2 separate regions of the Mus musculus genome follow, and region 2 is linked to region 1. The links are chromatin loops, found by intact Hi-C in ENCODE. Cell type or tissue: gastrocnemius. All regions are shown on one strand. Each heading gives the region's core, and the rest is flanking DNA. Links, peaks and the distances in the headings are about the cores only. Region 1 holds the start of Samd5 (sterile alpha motif domain containing 5). Region 2 has its middle 100 kb from the start of Samd5.

Region 1 (10,497 bases), core at 1,580-9,579:
CCTTCTTCGAGTCTCTGAGTTACAAGGGAAAGAAGCATAATAAGAGAAGTTTGAAAATTCAGGATGGGGTTCTACCAAAGAGGGCCAAAGGAAGAGGCTCAGGGTAGCTGAGGCCCATGATTGCTGGGGTAGGGGAATCAGTGGCTGATCATCATAGCCACGGAGGTGCATAGCAGGAGGACCAGTGCCCAGTACCACAAGGTCAGAATGAAACCAACCAGAGATTGCAGGGTGGGTCTGACATCTTTCTTCAATGTAGCCTGTCAACGTATGCTGTTGCTGCAAATATATAACACTTTTCTTTTAATTATTGAAAACATCCCGAGCCTCCCATTTTACTTCATTGTATCAAAATGCCCCAAGAAGGGAAAAAAAATTAGAATACAATAGTTTTAAGAAAAGTAGAATCTATCTGAATCAAATTATATTAAAATATTTTGTTTATAGATCACTCTGTACTGGTAAAGAAATTTTAAAAATTGTGTGTGTGCAGGGTGCACATGAGTGGGGATCCCCACAGAGGACAGGGGAGTCAAAACCCCTGGACTGGGAGGCAACAGATGGTTGTAATTCACAGGTGGGTACAGAAAACCAAGCCGTGGTTCCTGAAAAAACAGCCAGTGGTGTCTGTTGACCACTGAGCCACCTCATCAGTGCCCCGACTTCCCACCCTGGGCTTGCTTTTATTAGCTAATTCCTTTCGCTCAACATGAGTTTCTCTGAATAGAGGAGTGTTGTGTGTTTTCTATTTAGAAGCTGCACATATATTAAAGAGAGGCATAGAATTTCCACCACACACACACATTCACATCATTTGTTTCAAAGAGTCTGCCTCCCCCACTTCACAATTCCACGAGGAGCTGCAAGATGTATGAACATAAATGCATTCAGGGTTGCACAATCTATCACTGAGCTCTTATTTATCACCGAGTGTCTTCCTGGTTGGATTTCCATTTTAATGTACACTCTAAGGTTTTTTTTTTTTTTGTCAAAAACAATAATAATAATCCCTGTCTCCATTAATCCAGTGGCGCTTCTGGAGAACATGGCTTCTGGAGAACAAGATCTTAAATTTCTTCCTCTTCAGGAAAAGGTCCCCTTTATAAGTTCTTATATTTTATAAATCCCCCATGGTGATTCTCACACCTTCCTTTTACCAACCAAAAGCACAATCACTTGGATTTTTCTGGAAAGAACGAACGAAAGAAATTGCCTTAGAGTCATTTTCTATTATTTCCAGGAATAGAATTAAATTAGTGCAATAAAATTTAAGAAAGTCCCCCTTTCAAATTTAGCCTCTGTGCTCATTTTTTTTTAAATTTCTTTTATTACTTGAAAATTGCTGTCACAAAAACACCATAGCCAAAAGAAATTTGGGGAGAAAAGAGTTTATTTCTGTTTACAGGTTACAGTTCCTCATGAAGGGCAGCAAGGAACTCAGGACAGGAACCTGGAAGCAGGAACGGAAGCAGGAATTATACTGAGCAGTTTGCTCGACATGATTTGCTCAGCCTGCTCAGTGACGCAGCTCAGGACTGCCAGCCAGGCAAAGAAACCGGTAGAGTTTGTGATGCACTTGTGTTAAAGCGGGATCTATTAGAGTAGCCTGTGACTGTCTGGTAGGCCACCAGTGAGTGTTTTTACATGTAAGAGCCTGAGAACCTAGTAGACCAGTGTTTCCTAATGCTGTAACCCTCAGGTCCTCATGTTATGGTGACCCCAACCATAAAATCATTTTTGTTGCTATTTTATAACAGTAGCTTCTGCTACTGTTATGAATCGTGATGTAATGTAAATATCTGATATGCAGGTTGAGAACCACAAGGTCAGGTTGGCCTTGGACTCTGTAGTTCAGGCTATCCTTGGACTTTTGATCTACCTGCCTTGGCACCCAGAGTAGGTGGGGTTGTAGTCTTGTGGCAGCAGGCCATGCTCACCTTCCTTTGCTTTTGTTTGAGTGTATGTTTCCCTATTTTATTGTATTTTACATCTATCTATCTATCTATCTATCTATCTATCTATCTATCTATCTATCATCTGTGGGGGTCGGTGTGCACTTGTCATGGCTTCTATATAGAGGTCAGAACCACCAGCCTCAATCAACATCCCTATCAGTCAAATTGGTCTATCAGGGACAAGTGGCTGAGGCAAGCTTGCTAGGGGTGCCAGGACAAGCTAGGGCCTTAACAGTTCTGCTAATACCAACAGCGTAGATCAGCCGCCCATTCTCGACACACTAGTTAAAGAGATAGGAAATAGTGAGATGCAGAGAGAAGTTATTTAACCCACATGGCCAGTGTGGGTAGAGCAGATAAAGAGGTCTCTATCAGCAGTCCCTCTGTGACTGACAGGGGCTTTAGGTTTCAGCAGAGAACGGCTGAGGCAAGGAGGTAAGAGGTAAGTAGAGTCTGTTGATGGCAGTCTTCTTGGTCCTGCAGAGCTTGTTATCATTGTCGTTGCTTGAGGGGTACCATCTGGTTCTCAAGATCTGATCTTGCTCCAGGGCCCTCAGTTAAGAGTCGTTCATCCTGTAGGCTGGCCCAGCAGTTGTAAGTAGTTTCTAATTTTTATCATAAAGATGTTTGTCTATTGGCCCTATTCTTCAAACCCAAAGTGGTTCAAGAGGAAGGACTAAGGAGTCAAGTGCATAGCCAGAGAAGAAAAGCATGGTATTAGTGAGACCAGCACCCATGTTCTCCACTCCACATAAGAAGGAATCAAAATATCCTAGCAAATACACAAGGTCCCATTGCCTTCAGAAAGAGAAGCTTGGTGCCTTCCAGTTTCCAGGAACTGAGTATGTTTCAGGGAAACAGATGCCCCTGGGGTCAGAAGTCAGGTTTCCTAACTCTTGCTTGGAGATAAACCCTCACCTGGGAGCAACTGTTTTGTGCTGAAGTCAAATGATTTTGTTGTTGTGATTACATAAGCTCTTGCCTCAAAGAGCTTTTATCAATATCCTTTTACTTGATGGAAGTTACATAACTTAATTTTTAAGTGCTAAGTTAACTTTGCTTAGTCTGAAAAAGAAAAAAGAAGAAAAGAAAAGGTGTTCTCAAGCATTGCCATGCTATCCAGCAGAACCCTGCACCATTATTTTTACCTCAAGAAATTCTGGGTCATCTTTGGGGTGTATTTCAAATGTAGACTATTTGGAGATAGATAATAGGACAAGGAAAGTCCTTTCGTGGGTTTTTATTCTCTACGACAAATATAGTCTCTTGTTCTCCTCTTGGTGACCTCTAAGCCAAAGATTCCAGAACATTCTTTACCCCCTTTGTTCCCTTGCTTTAAGAAAGAAAGGCCTGTTATAATAGCAAGCCATAATCTAATGGCATCCTGCTGGTACTCCCCACTGCTCCTTGTCGCTCCCTTCTTCAAATATGTTGTCACACATTAATATAACATCTACAGCCCAGGCCTGTTAACAGAAACCCCCACCCAGCCTGCCCCCCAATTAAGGTGCCAACGCCACCCCTCACTGCCGCCACTGAAGAACAGATTGCCTGTTACATCACTCAAGCCCATTATCCCCCTTCCTCCCTGTGGCATGAGGCCCTTTTAGATGCTTTCTGCTGATGGTTTAAGCAGAGGCAAGACATATTTAGCATTTTAAGATTAATATTATATACGCTTGACTTTTACAAGGCTAGACACCCAGGGGACTGACATTTAATAGATGTTAATGGAATTTAATTTTTATACACATTAGGTATGAACATTTATCTTCTAAGTAAAATAGTATGGAACCTTATGTAACACCAGGAAGATTTCAAAACAAATTTTTTTTTTTTTCATCTGGCAACCTTGAATCTAGTTACTGAGCAGCAAAGCTGCTTTTTGGTATTTAGACTTTAAAACCTGAATATAATTATCATTAATTACACTGAGACTGTCAGTGTTAACTTTGCATGTTCCATAGTTATTATCATTGCAAAATAGTTCTGAAGTGGTATTTAAATAGAAACTTTCTCCCCAATCTATTTTACCAGTAACTTTCATTTAAAGAAGAGTTATTGCTTCAAATAAATACAAAACCATGTTAAACCAATGAATCAATCAAACCAAAGAGTCCAAATATATTAAATAACAATTATTAATTGTTATTATGTATATTATGCTAATAATATATTAATTAATAATCAGCAGTTTACTTTTTGTAATTTTTTTCTTTAATGAAAAAAAAAAACTCTAAGAAAGCATTTTCCACCAAAATAGCTTGCAAAAAGAAAAGGTATTTGTCAAGGTTCATGGTGTGAATTATCTTGGTGCTTTAAGGCTAAGACTAGGAGGAGAACTAGGAGTGTGATAGCCACTTTAAGAACAAAAGTGTGTGTGGAGTTCTGAATGTCAAGGTCCAGTTTCACACTCTCTGGGTGTGTTTGCTTTTGGAAGCTAAACTGGGTCCGACCTGGTTAGTGCTTGAGTGGGAGAACACATAGACAAAACAAAATAAAACAAAACAAAGCAAAGCAAGCAAACTTTTAAAGCCCAGCAGCTAAATTTCTGTATGGTGAGATCTCTCCAGTTCCTGTTAATGAAGAAACACTGTATGCTTGGTTTTTGCTTTGGTGTCTGGTACTGTATCTCAGTATACATCGATGAATGTATACAATTTTGACAATAGCCACATAAAAGAAGACAATGCAGTACAAAGCCCAAGAGGAAAAGATCTGGGCTCTGTCACATATGTGGGTAAGACACACATGCAAACTTCAGTTCCCTGGACCTCTAGCTTCTCTATGTAAATTTGGATTCTGTATTTGCTATAGAATGGCCTTGTAGCTCCTGAAGGCTTCCAAATCTTAAAATTACACACTGTGTGTGTGTGTGTGTGTGTGAAAATGGTGATTGGCTGTATGTACACGTGTGGAGGTCCTAAGTCAGTGTCTAGAGACTTTCCAGATCACCACCAACCTTATTTTATGAGAAAGGGTCTCTCACTGAACCTGGACTTTGCCACTTGGCTCTCAACTATCCCTGGGTTCTACCTGTCTCTGATCTCTCCCCCCCCCACCCCCCCAGAACAGGCATTACAGCCCCTTGCATCCAGCCTAAATCCTTTTAGTTAGACTAGGGATGTCTGGACTCAGGATCTGAACTCCGTGCGGCAAGTTACTCGATCCACCAAACCATGTACTCTCTACCCCTCCCCCATCGTTATTTTTGCCCTTTCATTCTGGACTATAGCCAGGAGCCTCCGTAGGAAGCAGAGATGAGTACAGACCACAGAAGCTCTGTATTTGTGACTTCAGAAATAAATGAAGTCTACTGGGAGCAGCAGTTTCACACAAAGGCTTGGACAAGCATGGGAAATGTGTGCAAGAGAGGAAAAGGAGAGGTCAAAAGAGAGATTTTATTTATGACTGATTAACAAATGATTAATTCATAAAAAGCTGTTCCCTCCCGAGAGCACAGGATCCTTTAGTTCCTAATTGGACAGTGCCCGGATCATAAATAAGGGAGAATCCCTGTTGCCTATAGCAGAGGAGGGGCTTCAACAAGACAGGCTTGTTCTTGTCTCTATCCTGATTTACCATATGACCTTGGGCAAGCCATTCATCTTCCTCCAATACAGTTTCCTTAATTGTAAAATGGAAATAAAAATACTCACTGGCTTGCTGAAGAGTAACGAGACAAAATGAATGCCCTGAAGCTCCCGAGGGAAAGAGGCTGTGTTTGAGAAAGCAAAGGACTATTAAGTAGTGTTATTGGAGTTTTCAAACAAGTTGAGAAAGAAAAGCCAGGGCAATAAACTCAAGAGCTTGAAAGTTTCCTTTTCTAACCACACAAACAGCAGAAGTAAGAGACTCTGCTTTTATAACCAGCCCAAGGTTTCCTGCTGGTTCCTTTAGCAATGGCTAGGGAGCTGGAAATCCAGTGGCTGGAAGCCTGTCCCTGAGTTTCTGTCTTCATAGTTCTCTACCCTTTCCTCTACAGTGACCAGACGAGGAGGGAATGTTTCACACATGGGTCTTCCTTTTTTTGTAACATAGCGGATAATACTTCTAAGAGCCACATATACTTAGACATAAATGCAGATGCCTGGCATATAGTACCAACTTCCGAAGAAGCATTTACAGAGAACTTCTGTTCCATTGAAGCAGACTTGTTTTGAAAGTACTGCAATACCCACCTCACCAAAACCCAACGGTTTTCATGACAAAGCATTGAGATATAAAGGTACACGCGAGGGCATTATCTGTACATTACGAAGGCAAATAGGAACCATAAAGCCCTCTTCTTCCTTCAGCCGAACAAAACAAGTTTGGGACTTGGGCAACGCCTTAAAATTCCAGCACTTGGACACAAGAGGGCACTGTGAGCTTGCTTTGGCAAGGGACGGAGGGCAAGTTACAATCCGTGCTAGGTAGGGAGGGTCCGGGGTAACCCAGAGCCTTGCTCCAGGATCAGAACCATAATCTAGTCTCTGAACACGGAAACGCGGGTGATCTAGGACTGCGGGCAGACACGGCTCCGTGACTACCCGCGTTGTAGTCTTTCTTCTTCCCAAACAGAAGGTTCTTCCTGGTAGCTATTTTTCAGTATGAGACGTTTGGATCCAGGAGCTTGGGACTCAGCATATAGGCCCCAGCTATTGTAGAAATACGGGACGCATTTTGGGTTCACCCATATCAGGTATTTTACAGACCATAAAGGAGAGAGAGAGAGAGAGAGAGAGAGAGAGAGAGAGAGAGAGAGAGAGAGAGAGAGTTAGTTTGATTCTCAGTGTCTGTCCCAAGAGGGGTTTAAGCTTCACTAATTTAGTGGAAACGTGGCACAGAGAGTCCCTTACCCACAGCCAACGGTCCTGGAGCCACGGGGAACGACTCTAAAGCCACGGATGGGCAGTGCCATCATTAGTGTTGTGCCTAGAGACAGGTAGGGCCCCAGAAGGACTCTTTCAGGAAGGGTATTGGCCAGGTCTGGCTCTAGAGTGAAGCTGAGTGTTACTTTTGTGAAAAGGAAATTGTTGCTGCCTGCAAGGTTTCTTAAGGTTCTAACTGCTTCCCCAAAGATCAGACGAAGTGAAAAGAGGCCTAGGAACTCCGGGGGGTCGCCCTTCTCCTCCCCACTCCCCCGCCTCCATTCAAAGCTGGGCCATGGGCACCAGGAGGGAATCTCGGTTAATTTTGTTACTCCCATCTAGGCAGAAGTGCTAGATGCCCTAGTGTTCTCTTTAACACAGCTGCGTGGTGGTGTATGTGGTGGTGTATCAATTAACACGCGACCCTGGGGCAGAGAAGGGGGAGTCGGCTGTGGTCCCTGTCTCGGAGGCAGAAAACCTCTCTTGTCCCTGGGCAGGGAGCCACCTGGGGCAGAAGAGCTGTAACGCGAAGTGAATAGAAAGCAAAAAGGCAGGGAGAGATTGAGGGGGTCTGACACAACGCGGTGTGCTTGTGTGGCTGGAAGGAAGGTGGGGGTGGGGAGGGATGCCGATCAGGTAGGGATGCGCTGACCGAGGAGGAGAAAGTAACAACCCACCCCAAACTTTCGCAGGTCAGATGGCCTTGGAGGGAGAGGCAATCGGGAGCAGTCGTGCCCCTCCCGACACCCACCCGGTGTGACTAGTTATAGCGAGGAGGGGCCTCGCGCCCATCAGGCTGGACAGTCCCCACGTCGCTCCCACCCTGCTGCCAAAACGCAGCTGCTTGGGGCACAGAGCGCAGCACCACAGAGCCAGACACACCGTGCCTGTGGAGCCTTAGCAACCCGCTCCTTTGAAAGGACATTCTACGTGCATCGGGAAAGGAGAAGGGACACTGGACTCAACAGCTTCTCTCAGGACCAGTGACCGGGTCCTCCCCTTGGACACCCAGGCGAGAGTACCCACTGGCTTGGGAACTGAGCGAAGAAAAAAAAATCTAGGGGTTTGGAGAAGTCGGATTCAAAAGAAATGTCGAAAGATATCCAGGGCAGCCACCGGAGTCCGGAAGCTTAATAGCCACCGGGTCACCGTGACCCCGGGAACGACAGTGACTGACAAGCGCACAGACCAGGCGCTCGCCATCATCCACCGGTCTGCCCGCCGGAGCCGCCTCCACGGCGTGGGACCCGGTTGCAGACGTCCACGGAGCCGGCCAGATAGCGACATGCAGCGAGCACTCCCCAGACTGCCCCAGCTGGGGAACCTCCTGGGCGGCGCAGCGCGACGGTGACCCGCGCGGGTGCGAGGGGTGTGCCCGGCCCCGCCTGCGCGCCCCTCCCCGCGGTGGCCGCGCATCCAGGGGCGGCGCGGAGCCCAGCCGCTCGCCCAGCCGCCAGTGCCCGCGAGCGCCGCGCCTGCTCGGGGAATCCACTTCGCCGCTAGACGCTCCTCGTTTTCTCTCGCTCCCTCCCCGGCTGCTTTCTATGGCTCTGACTCTGCGGCCGGAGCCTAACCACTAAGGGAGAAACTTTTCCTGCTGTTTCTTCTCCCCACCCCTTTCCAGGAGAGGATTAAAAGTTGCAAGAACTGGTGCCGCCCGTGTCACTTGGGTACTCGCTGGCGAGTTCCGAGTCTCAGCCATGTGCACCAACATAGTTTACGAGTGGCTGAAAGCGTTACAGCTCCCACAGTACGCTGAGTCCTTCGTGGATAATGGCTACGATGACCTGGAAGTGTGCAAGCAGATCGGAGACCCGGACCTGGACGCCATCGGGGTGCTGGCTCCCGCGCACCGCCGGCGCATCCTAGAGGCTGTGCACCGGCTGCGGGAACAGGATGCGGCCGCTGCCGGCCTCTACTTCACCCTTGAACCGCAGCCCGTGCCACCGGCACCGCTGGTAGAAGCGGTGCCCCCAGGCCGCCGGGGGGAGCCATGTGGCAGCTCAGCCCAGGGCACTCGCGGGGACCCCCGTGGCCAGCCGGGCGCTCCCTGCAGCAGGGAGCTGGTGAGCTACCCTAAGCTGAAGCTGAAGATCATGATCCGGGATAAGCTGGTCCGCGATGGCATCCACCTGAGCAAACCCCCATACTCACGCAAGGTAAGGAGGCCCCGCCAGGGCGACCTTGGGCATGGCGGGAGGGAACCAGGCCTGGAGCTTCTGCAGCGGCTCAGCAGTCAGTCTAGGTGACAATTGAGAAACCAGGGTGTTCGGGGTGTCTGGTTCTCCCGTTTTCTGCGTTATCTATCTATTCCTTCTGTGCTGGCGTCTCTAATAATAGCTGCTCACTCATATTTTGCATGTAGACAACTCTTAACAGCACCCTAGCATATGGGCTCGATTGTCAGGTTCTGAGCAATGGGTGCTTGCTTTTGGTGGCCACCGGGAAATCCTAATGCCTCTGGGAAATCCTAATGCCTCTAGTAGTGTCTGGCTTGGAAGAGTGAAAAAAAAAAAAAAGATGGGTCACATCTGCCTTATTTTCAACCTTCCTCTTTTTCTTTACTTTTTTCTTCTGAGTTTTGAGAAACTTCCAAGAGGAGTGGGTGACTATTGCCAAAGGAGTAGGGGAATTCAGGGCCTGCTGTTCTCAATTCCATGCTATGGAGAAGTGTCCCATTAACAGGAACCTATGTGTGTGTGGTGGTGGTGGGGGGGGGGGGCGTGCTAAACACAAAACTTGTGCCTATTCACAGGAGGCTCCTAAAGCTTAAGGATTCCGGGTAATGGGATGCTGAGCAAACGGGTCATCTGGGGTCTGTGGTATCACTAGTGATTCAGATGAAAGGAAGATAGATTCTTTTCAAAACTCCAAGGCACATGTGTAAGGAAGGCCAGGAAGAGGTGACATTTCAGTACCTAGAAAGCAATCCTCACACGTGAGAGCAGGCTACACGTTCTCATGGCCGCTCTGTGTGGCACGCAGACATGTGGCATGAGGTTTGAACAATTAAGTACCAGAAAGTGCATTTTTACACCAGAGTGCTGTCTCTAGCTTCAAGTGGGTTGGTTTGGCTTAGTGAAGTGAATAGGTTTGGCTTAGTTTCTGAAGCTGTCCTCCTAGAGAGTGCCAATTTGGCAGAGATGCTGACAGCACAGGTAATGTCTGGCATTGCCTGGAACTCAGGAAAATGAGCATCTCAGCCTGAAAACAAGGGGCCTGGAGAAGCCTAGTTGAAGAATATGCAGCAGGCTAGGTGTGTTAACATCTAAGCATCATGGGAGGAAATATCTGGTCTAAATGCTGTGTGGGTGGCATTAGCCCCAGGGGGCTGGACTGAAGGTCATAATGCCTAATGGTCAAGTTCAAGGGCTACTGGTGCACAAAGTAGATACAGTAAAAGGAAATAATGGTTTAATATTATCCACCTGCTGTCTTGCAGGTAGTGGGTGGTCGGGGTGGTCAACCATGATCACCTGCCTGAGAATACAAATTGCTTTTATAAGGAGGATAGATTAGAAAGAAGGTTTGCCTCAAGCACCTGTCCCAGACACCTACTCTGACAGGACCATTGATGGGTGTTGGGATCAGGAATGGAGAAGCTCAGGCACATGCTGTACGAGCCTGAAGGATGCCCAGTGTGGTTAGAAGGATTGTGGTCAGCGGAACAGAAATTTAGTCCACTACCA
Region 2 (10,497 bases), core at 1,529-9,528, 100 kb after region 1:
CATTAAGCACGTGTCAAGGGGATTCACTAACACAAGAAGAGAAAAATAGGAACATCCCAGGAGAAGGGAGCAAGGTGTGAGGGTAAGAGATGTTCAGGATGAGAGAAGGGGCCAGGAGGAGGAAAAGATGAAAGGGAGGTGGTGGAAGAGTAGAAGAAAACCAGGAATGAAGAAGGAGAACTAAGGAGGAGAAGAGCATTGTGAGAATGAATGTCTTTGTCTCCATCACTTTTTTTCCTAGCTCCATCTTCCATGGCTCCTTCCTGGTTGGCACTCATCCATCATATAACTAGCTGTCTGTGTTCTCTGTTTCCTCTGTCCTGGCATCCAAGGGCTGTGCATGATGGAGGTATCAACACTTGCAGGTCCCTCCCTACAACTCACAACACATGCAAGAGGCAGAGTGCAAATTGAGTTAAACACTTTGCAATGGGGAGACTCAGAAATGCTTGAAGCATGGGATGGTGGTGGGGACGCTTGACTGGATTTGTGAGACAAGGAAGATGGCTTTGGGACAGGGAAGACAGCTTTTAGAAGTCTAAGAAAGAAAAAAATTAAGTCAGTGACCATTAGCACATGAAGCAACCCAGAAGAACCTCAGAAACTCTACTGAGCAGCCAAAGGAACAGCAAGCATTCTTATGGTCCCATGACCGTGAAGACAGAGTATGAGTGAGACTGCTCAATGATGTTAAAAGTCCGGATGGGGGAGTATTGCCTAGGGAGGGGCCAAAGAGGACCTTATGGAATACTACATCTTTTCTATGTGTCCACTTGAGAATTGAATGCATGAGTAAGTGCATATAGCATGTATAGTAATTTATCAAACTGTGTACTTATGATTTTATACTTTAATATTTATATATATTATTTTTAAAAAGCTAAGCAGGTTGAAAATATACTTGTAAATTAGTATGCTAAAATGCAGTTAAATAAGGCAGAGCAGGCTCTGCTTCTGATTTTACAATTTATATTTCTGGATTTTAAATGCTGGTTGAGATTTAAAATTAGGTTTCACCCACACTATGGGAATACATTAGAGCCCTGATTTTTAAGATTAGATTCAACAAATGTGTGCTTTTAAATATTTATTAACTTAAAAATAGATCAATGATGAGGTTTATCCCGTGCCTTTGGTTGCCTGTTTTTCTAGGACTTGGGGGAAAGTGTTCATTTTTCCTAACATGAAAATAAAGTTGAGGAAAAAACACAGTCAGATGTGAGGTAGTTATTCAGCATTCTATCCATGACTATGAACTTGTTTATTAAAGCCTTCCAAAAATGAGGGAAGCCGTTGCATGCATATTATGCTGGTGAAACCCAAATATTGATAAATGTTTAGTCCTCCCAAATGTGCCAGAAATGTGTGTCAGTAGAATGACACGAAAACATTGGCTGTGATGCACACGCTTGGTGTAGACTGAACGAATCTGCTGTTGGATGTTTCTTGAATAGATAACAATTAGCTGTGAAGAGGCATCGCAGTGGAGCACTCAGTTTTGTCACTATTGCAGATGGGAGGGTACACTTTTAATCTTTGCTTGATGTTAAGAAAAATGCTACAAGCCTGGCCCTTGAGGGACTCGTTGAGTTTAAGCCTTGCAACCCTACAGGCTGTGTGATGCTGCACATTGGCCTTAAACTTTCTGAGCTTAGTCTTCTCAGTGGGACTACTAGTGAGTGTGGCAGTGTGAAGGCCACAAGGACAGAGTGATCAAAGCTAGGAGTATGGGTCTAGCACGTGACAGGTGCTCAGTCATGGCTCTCCTCCCTTCCTTCTTTCTAGGGCTCTCTGCTGCAAAAGCAATACCAACACACACACACATGCACACGCACACACACACGCACACACACACACACTGTTTGTTGCTCTCTGAACTGATCAATTCTGTTCATATGCTGCCATATTGTAACAGAATATACAGTGGTAGGCAGAGCAGTGGGTAACATTTGTTGTCTCTTTTTTTAAAAATTTTTTATTATTATGTATTTTCCTCAATTACATTTAGAATGCTATCCCAAAAGTCCCCCATACCCGCCCTCCCCCCCACCCCGCTTCCCTACTTACCCATTCCCATTTTTTGGCCCTGGCGTTCCCCTGTACTGGGGCATATAAAGTTTGCGTGTCCAATGGGCCTCTCTTTCCAGTGATGGCCGACTAGGCCATCTTTTGATACATATGCAGCTAGAGTCAAGAGTTCCGGGGTCTCTTTTTTACTGTTAAATAAATCCCTATTAGATAAAGCTAGTTAAAAATCACCAGAGGAATCTATGTCTTCCAGCCTGGGGGGTCTTTTTTCTTTTTTTCCTTCTCTGTTTTTGTGGATCTAGGGATGGAATCCAGAGTTTCAACTACGCTAGGCCAACACTGGAGCTTCGAGCCATGCCCCCAGCGAGTTCCCTCCTCTTAGCTTTGGTGTATCTCAGTTATGTGAGGTGGTACAGTGTAGACAGCCATTCAGCTGGGGAATCCCACTTTTTGTCTGAAAGGATGCCATCCTGCAATTAGGATGTCCACAGAGTTATCGGATACTGGGAAGAGTTATTTTCCCACAGTGTTGTCCGTCTTGACACGCTGATGGGAAGCACTCAGAAGCTTCTGAGGAAGCAGGACCTCCTCTCTGGTTCTATTTTTGGCATTGGTCGTCATGAACAGGCCCCAAAGAATTGCAAGAGTCAGCCTTGGGGGCAGCGGGGGTGGTGGGGAGGGAAACAGCTTTTCTGATTCGTTGACCATTGGAATTGGCTTGTAAAACTTATAGACTCTCCTTAGAGCATAATGATATCATTTTCATCTTCACAAACGTGGTGTACTCTCCAATCTAAGCAGCCAGCATGGCTTTATGAAACAAAGTCACCCCACCGTGCTTTAAATGGCAAGTGCAGCATCAGCCCCATGGTGGTATCTGTTCTGGAAGCTAATTAAAATTGCGCTAGCAGATGCCAGAAACAGATCCTGGGTTACATCCGGGTACGAGGTTGCTTTTTCCACATCACTTACTAAACTCCCTGTGCTGTCCTGAGTTCTAGGAGTGAGCCTAGGGCCAGTGGGAAAGAAATTTGGTTCTTACCCCTCCATACAGGACATATGTCTAGTGATGTCATAGGTCTGTCTGTGACTGGTGGGTGCCTTGTGCAATAACAATCTGTATTTGCTATAACGTACCACACTGGCTTGTTGATGTGGATTGAATGCGAAATTATTTAAAAGAAAAAGAAACCTCACTAGGTAAGTGAAGAATTTAAATTTTAATGCTGACTCTATCATTACTCCAATACTCATTTAGCCTATCAAAAAGCTAAAATTGTATCAAGTGCTTAGAATATGGGAGAACATTCTGTTCATTATGTCTATATTCACTGAATCCTCCCAGTAGCCCCAGAACCTCTATTTTATAGGTGAGTTACTGATCTAACTAAGGCTGAAGGTGAAACAATAGTGCCAACAACAACTTCCTGTACATTTATTGAGTGCTGGGAATATTCTAGGCACACAGATCTCTGACACAGCCAGCTGCTCAGACATCAGAGGATGGTAGACAGAGGGAACCAACAGGAGTTGTCAACAGGCCTTTGTTTAAACCCAAAGATGAAGACCTGGCTCAGTGCCGGGGATGTCCCATGAAGGGACATGGGTAACCCTTAAGGAGGAGTGGGAGTATCCAGGTGAGGTTCCTGGGGACTAGCAGGAGGCAAGTGGAACTCTTGGGGCCCAGGGCTTTCCCAGGTTGCTGGTTGGAGCTGTGCTGCAGGTATAGGACGTTAAAAGAGAACCAGTCATGAAGAGCAGGACTGCCAGAGTCTGTGGAGTGCAGAGGCTCAGGAAGACAGCGCCCCCTGGGTAGCCATGTTGTGAAGAGTTGTGTGGTGGTTGATTGAGATTGTTGACATGAGGGATTTAGAATCACCTACATCAACCTCCTGGAGTGTCCATGAGGATGTTCAAAGAGAGCTTTAATAAGAGGCTCACCTGGAAATGGCACCATCTCTCACGTTAGGCTGTGATGGAGTAAGATGGAATGAGGGGGAAAGTGAACTGAGACCATCGTCATCTCCATGGTTCCTGGCTGTAGATGGCAAAAAGCCACCATCCATGTCTTCCCTGCCACGATGGAAGGGAGCCAAAGTGGACAGGACCATCAACACCCGGCTCTGATGCCTATCTTATCAGCCTGAGCAGCTGCTGAGCTGAGAACCCATTTCTGATCTACCCCGTGTGACGTCACCCCCCCCCCCCAGGGCCAGTGTCACCCCGGAGCACAGTAAATAAAGAAACTGTCCACGCTGGTTCTCATGGGCATCCCACTTGCTGCTAAGCCATTGGAGCAACATGCTTGCACCTGTGCCGCTATCTCTTCAAAGAAACGTGGGTCTTTGGTTCAGTCGATTGGATTATTCATGTTTTAACATCACTTCTTATCTTTCAAGGAGAAAGTATCTCTGCGGAGGTGACGGGTATGAGTGTGCTGATATGTATCTGGAAGAAGGGTTTCTGAAGGAGAATGAGGTGGGGTTAGAGAGGGTGTTAGGGAGCAAAAAAAAATTATTAAAATTCATTATATACACGTATGACACTGTTAAAAATAAAAATAAGGTTAAATTTAAGGTTTTTAGTTTCAAATGATTCAAAGATGAGGCCTTCCTCATTTTATCTTTTTTAAAAACATAAAAGACTAACTCTATAATGTGACAATTAGAAAGATACTATGTAGGTAGAATGAATTAAGTACTTAAAGAACATTGCACGAGTAGATCTAATTTCCTAGTAGCCAAGGTACAAAGGAAAAAATGGAGTCGTTTGGTTTTCATACCCTGACAGAAATGAAACACTCATTGACCCGGAGTAACGATGAATTCTGAGTTCTGTGTTCAGATCCTGGGTGAATAGGCCATCTGTAAGACACTCCCAGGCACTGCTTACAAAAGTCTCCCACTTTCTGTCTTTAGTGTTACCAGCGGTGAAATGATCCACTTTCTGCCCTCAGTAGTTTCTAAGAGCAGTTGTCTTCAGAGTGGTTTGCAAAGCAGAACATTCTGGGAGCCAGCAGCAGAGAGATTGGGGTACTCTCTTTGCCCCACTCAGCCTCCATGGACCTATTGGCTGTATCTTCCTTTCCTGGTGTCTGGAGTGGTTGGCACAGTGAGTCAGAGGCTTAGCAAACAATGGAGTGCGCCACCTAGTGGTGATTACCCCGGTGGCCTCATTTCAAGTCCTCTCTGTTCTATAGCCCCCTCTCCCTAAGGCTGGGTCTTATACACCCTCCGTGGAATCCTGGTAAACAATAAGGTTCTGGGTTTCTAGTTCACTGGCATAATTTTCTAATTTTATGGTCAGGAGACACGTTATTACCGTTTGAATTGTTACATTTTCTACAGGAAGTTTAATGTATTGAGTCAAAATGTATTGAACATTGGTGTTTGGCCTTGGGACCCATGGAGAGCTCTTGCTGGAAAGAGCAACCACACTGTTCTTTCTCAGTACCACGGTGCTCAGCCTCTGCTTAGGGAAGCCCTGCAGATCCCTCCCCTTCCGTGAACTAACTCTGCCTATATCACCGTCACTTTTCCTCAGCCTGTGCTGATGGGGCAATGCCTTGCAAACCCTGCTCTCCTTCACTTCCACCTCACCCCCCGTCCACGGACCATGTCTCATCTGCTCAGTCTAGTGTCCATCTTATGCCTGAAGAACCCCTCAGGGCACTGGCCATGACCTCTCTCCTGAACTCTGTTGTCCAAACTGCTTCTCCACAGATGGTTTGCATTCTTGTTTCTATAAGACCTATTTACTTCGTGTACAAAGCCTGGACAGGGTTGCCTTCAAAGATTATATAGAGGGATGGATAAGAGCCAGATATAGCTAGTTATGCTTCGAGGCCACATTAGTAAATGCATGAGATAAATTATTGAGAGAGGGCCATACACCGGACGTTGGGAGACTGCATGAAGCAGACTTCTGAGCACAGATTTGTCACCAGTGTGTTGGATCTTGGAGAAGTTCATGGCTATGCCTTTGGCAGGCAGCTTGTTGCAGGGTCTTGGCTGACCTTGAACTTTATCAGGGTTGTTGTACTAAGAATATGACATCAGAGGGAACTCTGGATAGGCCTGCTGTAAGACAGTAAGAAAACTTTCTTCTAAGTGGGTGAGATGTGGCCATTGTGATTGTGTATGTGTGAAGATAGAGGGGACACACAAGAAATGAGGTGTGGCAGTTTTATGATTATAGTCCCAGCACTTAGGAGTCAGAGGCAGGAGAATTGCTACCAGTTCAAGATCAACCTTGGTTGCAGAGTAAGATTCTGTCCTAAAAACAAAACAACACAACAACAAAACCCAAAAGAAGTCGAAGATAAAAAGGAGAAAGAACAAGATAGAATAAAGATTCATATCTCTCCCTCCCTCCTCCCCAACTCTTCTCTTCCCTCCCCCACATACATGCAGAACAGTAGCAAATGAGCCTACCTGCCAGTCCCAGTCGGCACTGGGAAATGTGTGTTGGTTTGTCATCACACAGGGTCTCTGATGTCAGGCTAAGTGAGTGAGTTAGTGCAAGTGCCAGAAGCAAAACAGAATGACGTCACCTCAGTAGAGCTTTATAGACATGCCCACATACTTCTCAGGCTACAAGGAAAGAGGGGGTGGCAATGAGAAGACCTGAGGCGATGGTTTAGAAGTTTCACAAGAAACAGACATTCTGTAAGATGACAACAATGGGAGCCCAAGGTTGGGAGGATGCAGGAGGGACTTGATTTAAGAGGAAGGAAGCAATGTGCCAATCAGAATGGAGGCCGGAGATAGAAGGAGTGAAGTTGGGGACAGTGGCACTGGAGTTTGAGCCTGGAGGGTGAGAGAATGTTTATAAGGGTCAAGTGACATCATTCTGTCTGGCCAAGTCAAAGCTATTTTCTGGCTCCATTGAATGACTTAGGATTGGCTTGAGCCCATCAGTAATAGTCTGAGAACAGGAAAGAACTAGTCCTTTCGACAAGTACAATAGACTACAAGAGATACACAAGGGCCTGAGTTTGCTTCCCAGAAGCCATGTTTTGTAAAAGCCAGATGGGGTAGTGCACTCTTGAAACCCCAGTGCTTAGAAGGCAGAGACAAGTAGATCTTCTCAGCTTGCTGGTCAGCTAGCCTAGTCTGCTTGGTGAGTCCCAGACCAGTGAGAGACTGCCTCAAAAACCAAGGTGGGTGACTCTTAGAGTAACACCTCAAAGTCTTCTGGCCTCGACATGCATGCTAAACTCTGAACCCACCACACACATGCAAGGCAATGAGGTGCTCTTGTTATCACTTAGAAAGACCACATAGAATTATTAATTAAAGCTGCTTAATGCATCTATCTCTTGACACTAATGTAACCTCCTTTCTGATGGGAATACTTGCAACACACTCTTTTATCTTTTCCTTCTTGCTCTCCTGGTAGTAACATCTCCCAGGATGGGCAGGACTCTCACTACCACACTACGCTATGAACGCCACCGAGAACAATTTGAGTTAACTTCAGATTCAAAGAGAGCTCAATGCAAGCCCCAGGACAAGGGTAGAAAGGCGGTGAGTCTCAGGAAGGGCTGCACTGGGTCAGAGGATGCTACACTGCCAGGAGGCAGCTCCTTCTCTACTGCTCAGGACTCAGAGCCACTGTCCAACCACACCTCTGGTTCAGGAAAGACCACCCTCACCTGAGGCTACTTAGATCAGAGCCCGCATTCTTAAATAGTCATTCTGACCAGCTTAATGAGCAGCCCGGTTTATGAGGTGATAGTTTATAAATGTGGATCTGGGAAAGGGGAGGACAACAAGCAGGAGGAGTCCTGATGTGTTCCACAGTCACGCTAGAACACATCGTTTACCTTGATTACTGTGGCAGCTTTTTCCTTTGGACATAGCAGGGTCTTGCTGAATAACTAGCCACATATGACAAACACCTTCAATGCTAAACTCATTATTCAAATGTCAAAGGACTTTAATATAAACAATGCATTTCCAGATTTGGGGACATATGGCGTGCTTTGAACTGTAGTAAATATTACGGGGTCCTGCCTGTCCCCTGCAGAGCCTGCTCCAGGCGGTAGAGATTGAGAGACCTGATACCATCTTTGTTATTTCCATGACTGATCTTCCTGTTAGGCCACTTTCACTGGAGGAAATCATGAAACTGTTCTTGCTTGCAACAAGTCTTCTGAGGGAAACAAAGTATGAAGTGGGAAATAAGGTCTGAGCTTTGTCACTTTGATGACAATGTGCCTGGAGGATCTGGAAGCTGCAGGTCTCAGAGGGAGTAAATTCAACCAAAATGGAATGCATTAGGAAAGTGAAGGATTGGGACCTGGAAGCTGCTCATTAGGGTGTTTTTAACTGGGCTGAATTTTAACAAAAGCCTTGCTTACTCACTTGGTTTATTGTTGTTCTTGTTCTTATTTACTCCTTAGCCAAATTTGTTTTGCATTTTAAATTTCCACAACTCTGGAAAATCTAAATCCTCCAATCTAGGCTACAACTAACTTAAAAGCAAGACCCAGCAGTATCAGGGCATCCAGAAGTGTGGTTCAGTGGGCCTACCCACTTTACCAGATCCTGCACCCAAGGTGTGGAAGCATCTTCACCCCACACAGAGGCTCCAAAACGTAAGCATCAGTTCTGCGTATTGTATAGTAATAGAGGCCACTGCGTTTACTTCAGAGCAAAGAGGCCTAGGCTATGAAGAGAATGCAGGAAGAGATGGAATTTATGAATGGCACATCCTTCTGTAACTGGCCATGGGCACGTGGAGTGGGTGTGGGGATACATGCTTACCATGGTGCACCAGTGTAGGGAGTGAACACTGTGGGTGTTGGTCTCGCTCTTTCACACTATGCTATTCTGAGATCAGATCTCTTTGTTGTTCATGGCCACCAGAACTCCTGGAGACTCCCCTGTCTCAGCTCCAATCTCTCTACAGGAACAGTGGGACTTCAGATGCTTGAGCTGTGTATCTGGATTCTACATGCTTTCTTGGGATTTGAACTTGGATCTTTCTGCTTGCATGGCCAGGGACTCCATCTATCCATCTCTATGATTTGTTCCCTTTTGCAGGGGCTGAGTCGCTGAGCATTGGCATAGGAGGGGACTAGAGGCGTCCCAGTTGCTACTTCCAATAGTTACTAATTCTCTTAGTGGTGGGGAGCTGGGGGAAGAACCTCATTCTCCTGGTTTGTAATCTGTCTCCTTTTGAGAAAATAAAAGTATAGTTGTAGAGAAACGATATGTTTCACAAATACCTTCAGCATAGGGTTAGGGCCTATAGCTGTATCCTGTATCTTATAGGCTGACAAACTGTAGAAGAAAGCCCATTCATGTCCTATTTAAAGATAACTCACAAACCAAGTATTTTCAGAGACTAATCTCTCTCTCTCTCTCTCTCTCTCTCTCTCTCTCTCTCTCTCTCTCTGCCTCTCTCTTTCTCCCTCCCTCTCTCTCTCTGCCTCTCTCTCTGCCTCTCTCTCTCTGCCTCTCTCTCTCTGCCTCTCTCTCTCTGCCTCTCTCTCTCTGCCTCTCTCTCTCTGCCTCTCTCTCCCTTTCCCCTTCCCTACCACAAATAGATGTATATGTGGCAGTGACCACATGGCCTTCAGAACTTAAAATCTATCCTGCCTGCTTGCCTCCAGAAATTTGCTGACCTAAGACCCCGTGGAAGCCATGGCAACCCCACATCCAGTTGCTGACTGGATCCCAGCATCCTGCCTCAGTTCCAGCTATCAGGGACTCAGTTCCAGGCAGATTGTGGGTCAGATCAAGTTCTGACCATCCTGCTACTTATTCTTTTGCTTGCTTTGTTGGTACTGCTTGCCTGTGACTGAGTTCTGACCCAACTAGAAGTCTAAGGAGGAGAAGGGAATGGTTTGGAGAAAGCTTTAGCACTCCTGTTATTCTTTTGGCAGCTGTCGTTTCACATGGTTGTGGTATGAACGCTAGAGTCACTGCAGCTATAGTATTGCATGAGGTGAACAGCCAGATTGTCTTTTCATCCATTCTTGACATCATCAAATCAATGCTACTAAGCAGCAACCTCAAGATGTCTGTGTGTAAGAAAATTAAATCCAGCTTTACTTAAGTCATTGTAACTCTTCTGTCTGTTACTTGTACTCAGCTATCTTCTTACCGATGGACTCTCCTTAGCCCTGGACTGTGAGGTCCTTCCAACTTCTTTTAGCTAGGGGATATCTTCAGGTCACTCAGAACTCACTGGACATTTCTTGCGCTATTTCTTTGTGACTGCTTCTACTGCTTGCATCTATGCACATAGGCTTAGCTTTGTTATTAAATGGTCTCTTATGTATTTTAGATAAGCTATGCCGTTTATGTAACCTTTCAGTTCATAGGTTTCTAAAGTTGGAGTGATAATGGCACACACCTTGTAAGGTTTTTTTTTTTTTCGGCTTTTGAAGCTGTCCCAGGTTTGCTAGACCCCCCTCTGCCCTTTCTCCCTCTCCAGTCCTTCCTAGGCTGTTTAATA

The links. A loop is a pair of places that touch in the nucleus more often than their neighbours do. Peaks named below come from ENCODE experiments on the same cell type or tissue, not always from the same donor. Only the 100,000 strongest peaks of a DNase experiment are listed, where the experiment ranks them.
Region 2: a loop joins it to region 1, with 11 times the contacts of the local background. A loop is called at or near these places in 21 of 42 quality-filtered maps.

The regions. Positions count from the first base shown.
Region 1 is chr10:9,672,975-9,683,471 of GRCm38, reverse strand. It overlaps Samd5 (sterile alpha motif domain containing 5), which reads left to right and starts at 8,264. Exons shown (of 2, transcript NM_177271.3): 1 at 8,264-8,967. The coding sequence starts at 8,509. In gastrocnemius, for the core only: a CTCF peak has its summit at 6,316 (motif pointing right); DNase peaks (open chromatin) are centred at 7,608, 8,100, 8,208, 8,768 and 2 more places; H3K4me3 peaks cover 3,636 bases; H3K27ac peaks cover 2,455 bases.
Region 2 is chr10:9,570,441-9,580,937 of GRCm38, reverse strand. It overlaps a transcript of Samd5 not described here. Among named protein-coding and RNA genes, the nearest start is that of Samd5, 100 kb to the left of the region's middle. In gastrocnemius, for the core only: no CTCF peak of the experiment used is centred there; DNase peaks (open chromatin) are centred at 3,834, 4,115 and 5,163.